2 separate regions of the Mus musculus genome follow, and region 2 is linked to region 1. A link is a loop called in an ENCODE intact Hi-C map of the cell type or tissue named here. Cell type or tissue: left cerebral cortex. All regions are shown on one strand. Links, peaks and the distances in the headings refer to the core of each region. The heading gives the core; the rest is flanking DNA.

Evidence for each region. Hi-C counts contacts between places; a loop is a spot of excess contacts. Peaks named below come from ENCODE experiments on the same cell type or tissue, not always from the same donor. Only the 100,000 strongest peaks of a DNase experiment are listed, where the experiment ranks them.
Region 2: a loop joins it to region 1, with 4 times the contacts of the local background. A loop is called at or near these places in 2 of 42 quality-filtered maps.

The regions. Positions count from the first base shown.
Region 1 is chr5:151,018,404-151,021,205 of GRCm38, forward strand. No RefSeq gene overlaps it. Among named protein-coding and RNA genes, the nearest start is that of Kl, 67 kb to the left of the region's middle. In left cerebral cortex, for the core only: a CTCF peak has its summit at 1,456 (motif pointing left); DNase peaks (open chromatin) are centred at 1,422 and 1,821; H3K27ac peaks cover 586 bases.
Region 2 is chr5:151,367,615-151,370,416 of GRCm38, forward strand. 1700028E10Rik (RIKEN cDNA 1700028E10 gene) reads left to right here and starts at 1,061. Exons shown (of 4, transcript NR_045700.1): 1 at 1,061-1,242. It also overlaps a transcript of Stard13 not described here. In left cerebral cortex, for the core only: CTCF peaks have their summits at 1,165 (motif pointing left) and 2,235; DNase peaks (open chromatin) are centred at 488, 1,076 and 1,962; H3K4me3 peaks cover 1,894 bases; H3K27ac peaks cover 1,951 bases.

The sequences.
Region 1 (2,802 bases), core at 55-2,554:
AAAGACTGCAGACAAGCCAAGACACAAAGAAGATTGAGAAACAAAGTAGCAGAAAGACTTTGAGACCAGACCAGCTGCGTGGAAGAACCCAAAGCCAGCTGAGCAGCCTGGAAGAGGTTTAGACTAGCTGAGGTACCAGGAGAGATCACTTTCCAACCTGTTGAGCTGCCTGCAGGCGGTGCAGTGTGCTCCAGGTTCCCAGCTTTTGTGTCACTCATGCTCAGGAGGACCTTGGCGATGCTACCTGAGTCATTTCGGCTCCTGTAAATAACCCCTTACCCATAATTCTGTCAGGAACCCCAGTACAACATGTTGGTTCACCAAGTTGGACTTTGACAGTGACTGCACTTTGGTCTGTCGTGGGTTCTCTATCTGGGCTGAGTAGATGTGTGTTGTGTCTTCTCTAGGAAAAGTTTTGTCACACAAAAGCAGGGGTGAACAGAGGTGGGGGTGGTGGAAGGGGGAGAAAGGGAGGAAGAGAGGAAGAAGGGGAGGGAGAGAAGAGAGGGAAAGAGAGAGAGAGAGAGAGAGAGAGAGAGGGAGAGAGAGGGAGGGGGAAAGAGAGGGGGGAGGGAGGGAGATAGGGAAACAAATTCTTGGAAAAGCCAGCACGCGTGCTGTGACCTTCATTTACATTCTCTTCTTGGAATATAAAAAATAAAGCACTAGCTGTCCTAGGCAAGCTTTCACTTCCATTGTTCTTGTAGCTGTTACTCACCTGTCAGCAATTATTTCCCACCCAGCATGCTGGGAGTGTGTGTGTGTGGGGGGGGGGGGTGTTCTTCTTCTTTCCATTTTCCCAACCTATTAAGTAAACACAGGTGCTCTGAGTTTCTTTATGGCACCATTTGTCAGTCTCCGTTCTTGTCACGGAAAGAAAGAGAACATTATGTGGCCATTTTGCTGAACTTGGCAGTTTAATGTAACAGCGAGCTATTTTACCACCTCTAGATTTTTAAAATATTTCCATTCCCTGAAAATAAAAAGTGATCTTGTGTAGCTACAATTTTCTCACCTCCTCCAGATTTGACACACTAGGAGCAATAGGAATCTGTGCCATCAGAAAGAGTGGGACCAAGTCTTTAAAACTCTATTGAGTCCTGCTCCCCACTTGGGGGCTAGGGCATGCTTGTGGTGGAGTTGGCCTCCTCCTGCAGGCTGCTTCAAACACAGCTTTCCAGCCACCTTCTGTCCTCTCACTTTTCTCCTGTGAGGCCATTTCCTCCTCGCAAGGTCCACTTCTGTTTTCGTTAATAAACGTCTTAGGAGGGACTGGAGAGATAGCTCAGTAGCTAGAGTGCTTCATTGCTATTGCAGAGGGCCTGGCTTGGTTCCTAGCATGCACGTGCGTGCGCGCGCGCGCGCACACACACACACACACACACACACACACACACCTACACACCTGTAACTCAAGCTCCAGGGAATCTGATGCCCTCTTTTGGCCTCTGTGGATCCCTGCATCCCTCATATATGTGAAATAAAAATAATACTTTTTTTTCTCCTAAAAATGTCTTAGGACCTATCTGCTCTCTTTATTGATAAATCACTTCTTCTCTTTGTTGATAATTTATCTTTATTGATAACAGCTTATGTTAACTCACCCTTAAGACAAGCACCTCCTTAGAATGACTCCTTTCAAAGATAAATTGGTCAGATTGGTCTTGGAATTCACTCCATTTGCCTCCTGAGAGAATCTTTGAGAACATATCTCTTATAGCTTGTTCTTTGAAAAGAACACACACACACACACACACCAGGTTTTTGTGAGGTTTCTGGCTGCTCAGAAACTGTACTTAGCATGCTGCCAAGAACAGCTCTGTTCCTGCAGAGGTGGGTGATTATGGGGAAGTAATTTTTAGAATGGCCACATTAAACAATAACGAGGGAAGGCTCCCTGGTGAATTTCGTTGCTTTGTGTGACCTTCCTTAATGTAAATTTCAGAGGTGTTAATGCACCGATCAGAGCAGCTATCTTGATTTTAATTTGCACAATGACACTCGGAGCACAAGCTCTTTGGAGACAGCTGGAGTGTGAGTTTGGTAGTGTGTCACAGTGAGTCAGGAGGCCTTGTGCCCTTGGATGCTGACCCTTGAGGACTTCGGGTGGGGCTTGTCGACCATGTGTGGTCTTGCAAATTTCCACTATAGTTGAAAATGGTCGCATGGCCTTCCTGTGGTCCTGCTGACCCAATCGGTGTTTACTCAGGGGCTCAGAAAAGCGTTGGAGGAAGCAATGCTCTCAGTAACCCAGAAGCCCTATTCATGGATCGAGCATGCATGCGTGCGCGTGTGTGCCAGAGGTGAGGTGAAAACAGTAGTGGATTGTACACTCTCCTTGCCTGTCTGGGAGGAAAACATTCCCAGAGGGTTGCTGTACAGACAGAGCAGAGTTAGGTGAGGTGGGAGAGAGGGATGCTTCATGCTTCCTGTTGTTCCTCAGAGAGGACTTGGAGATGGGAGCCATTTTCTTTCCCAGCCTTCACCCCAGCTGTCTTACCCCTCTGCTCTGGGACTGCTGCTGTGCATCTCCGTGGTTTACAGAACCGGCTTCCAGCTATCCTGCGCGTTAAAGCGGCAGCGTCTTCCTGCTTGGCCCCTGTTGTGACTCTCTTGTTGCCTGTGTTGAAATTTTCCCCGCCCTCGTCAGTTGGAGAGGAAATTGGTTGTCATCGTGCACGTTCCTCTTCCTTCACTAGGGTAGGAAGAGCTTAGCGAGGAAGATGGTCCTGAGAAGCGGGACAAGGTCGGGATCACTTTATATGTCACCGAGCACTGCTTCATACAGCCCTTCCAATGGCC
Region 2 (2,802 bases), core at 97-2,596, 350 kb after region 1:
ATAACTGATAATACTGGGAAAGGTAAAATCAATTTTCCCCTATGGAGTATCAACCACACTTCTGGGAAGGCCCCATGCCCAGAAGTAACTGGCCAACACAAAATTGTGTGTTTGTGAGTGTGTGTGCGAGCGTGCATGTTTTGTTACTTTTTTATGTTTGACTTTATTTAAATCTTTGACAGCAAGGACCTCTGAAATTCCTAAAAGCATCTACCAAAAGCTGAAGACATTCCTGGGAAACTCGGGAGCTTTGGGAAACTGTCTTTCAGCCGAAAGTGTTATGTATATTTAAAGGTGGACACTAATACTTTCTGCAATACAAGTTCATAGTCCTCACGATACAACTAAAATAAAAACAAAGCCCATGTACCAGGGTAAAGTACTGTCCAGCTACTTAAAAATGGGTTTGGATCAGACACAGCCAACGTGGGAAAGGGGCGGAGTTTTCCCCTGGCAGCGTTCAAACCCTCAACAAACGGTTCTGTGCAAAGCCACACCGCAGAATGCAGAGTGCCAATATCCTGACAAAAATAAAGGGTAAAGCTCAAATTAAGCGCTTTAAAAGTCCGTAATATAAGCCTTTCCAAATCCTTAGATGCCATTAGCTGTCACGGGTAGCCTCGAGTGGGTAACGATGCAAGGACTGACACTGGCTGGGAATCAATGGCGAGAAAGCAGCTCGAGACTACCTTGTACATCGCTAACGTTCCAGAGATTTCCAGAAACTGAATTTACAGCCAGAAACCAACTCCTGTGAGAGGGAAGCAACAAAACAGACAAAAACCTGCTAAGACACCAGTTTAATGTCCGCCCGGCGAGGCCTGCAAGCGATCAAAGATGGAGAAATCAGCACATGCCTCCCGCAACAACGCCCTCCTAGTACGCAAGCGCTCGCGCGCCCGCGCGGAGGCCCCGCCCCTCGCGTGCACGCCCAGACCAGGCGCGCGCAGCGGAAGTTACCGCCTCCAAGGCCCCTCCTGGCTCTTCCGCCACGAGGCCCCGCGTTCGCAGTCCGGTTCCGGTTGTAGCTCCGCCCCCGCGCGGGAACACGCTAGAAGGCTGGATATCCGGGCCAGGAGGCTCGCGGAGCCCTCACTTCCGGTGGTGTCTCAGCCCAGCTCCCTTGAGGCGCAGGTTCTGGCTCTCGGTGCGGTAGCGCCATCTGGCGCCGAGTGTTCCCCGGACTGCGGAGGGGCGCGCTTCCTCCCTTCAGAACATTCCAGAGACACCGCGGCGGCCGGGGTAGGCTTTATGCGCTCCGCCAGAAGGGCGGGACCCAAGACTCCTCCTCCACCGAGTTCCCGCGCGGGAAGGGTTTTGCGGTTACCCTGAGCGGAAATGGTTGGAGTCTGGAGCGGGAACGGACCTCACGCGGGAGGAAACCGGCCTTTTCCCGTCTTTTCAAGTCCTGGCGACACAGTTCCTGCCCCACTGGCTCTCCTTTTTTGTTTCCTCCTTTCTGGGCACTGTGCTTCGGTTCTTCACTCGGCGTGGACCGAGGTCCTCCATGTCCCGCTTTGCAGAGAGGAGGCTTTACTTTGTAGCCTTTCGTTAGCCTGTGTTGGAGAAAAGCTTTTGCTCCATTACGTCTGTTAAGCTGGGGTGTTGCGAAAACGAGCAGTATCGGGGATTAAACATTAGAAGAATGATAATAGGTTTTTAAAACAAGACAGTCTCACCAGGTTCATCTCAGAACTGTGAAATTAACGCTGTGGCTGTTATGCCGTATTTCCTTTAGATAAGGGAAAACGAGTTTCCACCAGAGCTAGAAAGTGAACATAACTTTCCTCTTAAAAGAATTCATGTTTAAAAAAGTCCAGATGTAATACACTTGGAGCACTGTTAGCTATTGTGAGTTATTGTGTATCAAGATGCACAGTGCGAGCCAGTGAGATGTCCCTTAGAAGTCAGAGATCTGCGGTCACTTGTCTCTGGACCTTTCTCCCCCACTACAGCAGTATTTTCCCTACCTGTGCATGCATTTGAGTTCAGAAGGCTTTTAAGAGGCCAGTTCACTAGAGTTTAGAACTGGGAGAGGTGATATGGAAGGAGAGCTAGGTGACTAAGGCCCACAGTTGGAATAGTTTAAAGAGTTCAGGAGAGCTCTTCGCTGTTATTGCTGTTTTGACACATTAACCCGACAGATTAGTAGCCTTTCTAGCAGGTGCCAAGGGAGCAAACTAAGCGCTAAAACCATAAAGTTTGTACAGTCACACATTCGGGAAGCAAGTTCATATAATATACTCTGTTGTAGAGGGTGCTGTAACACCAGGTATACAAAATTTCTCAATTATGTCATCTCTGTTCTTCAGAGTTTCTTGAAAATAGTAACTCAAAAAATCACTTCAACAGACATTTAAATTTTTACACCCAGGAAGGTAACATTTTAAAAATCCCTTTCCTTTTGTAACTTCTTTATAGTTTCTTCTTTTCACTAAGTCATTGCCCTTTACCCCTACTGTGTCATTTAAAATGTACAGAATGCTTTAATGCTTTCTGTTTGTGTGTGTGCGCGTGTATGTGCGCGCGCGTAAATAAGTTTTTGTATTCTGAGTTTGACAATGGCATTTGACCCTAACCATCAGTAAAATGCATTGCTCTCTGTAACCATTCCCTTTGTCCCCAATAGAAATACAGATATTCCTAGATAGGCTTGTCGTGTTCATAGCTATGTTGCTCCTAAAAGTGATTTTCTAGTACTAAAAAGGTTAGATTGTTTACTGAAGTGTGAGTGAGTACTATAAAGACTGTATTACCTTTAATTACAAGTTAGTGTATCTAACTGTGAAGATAAGTGAAATA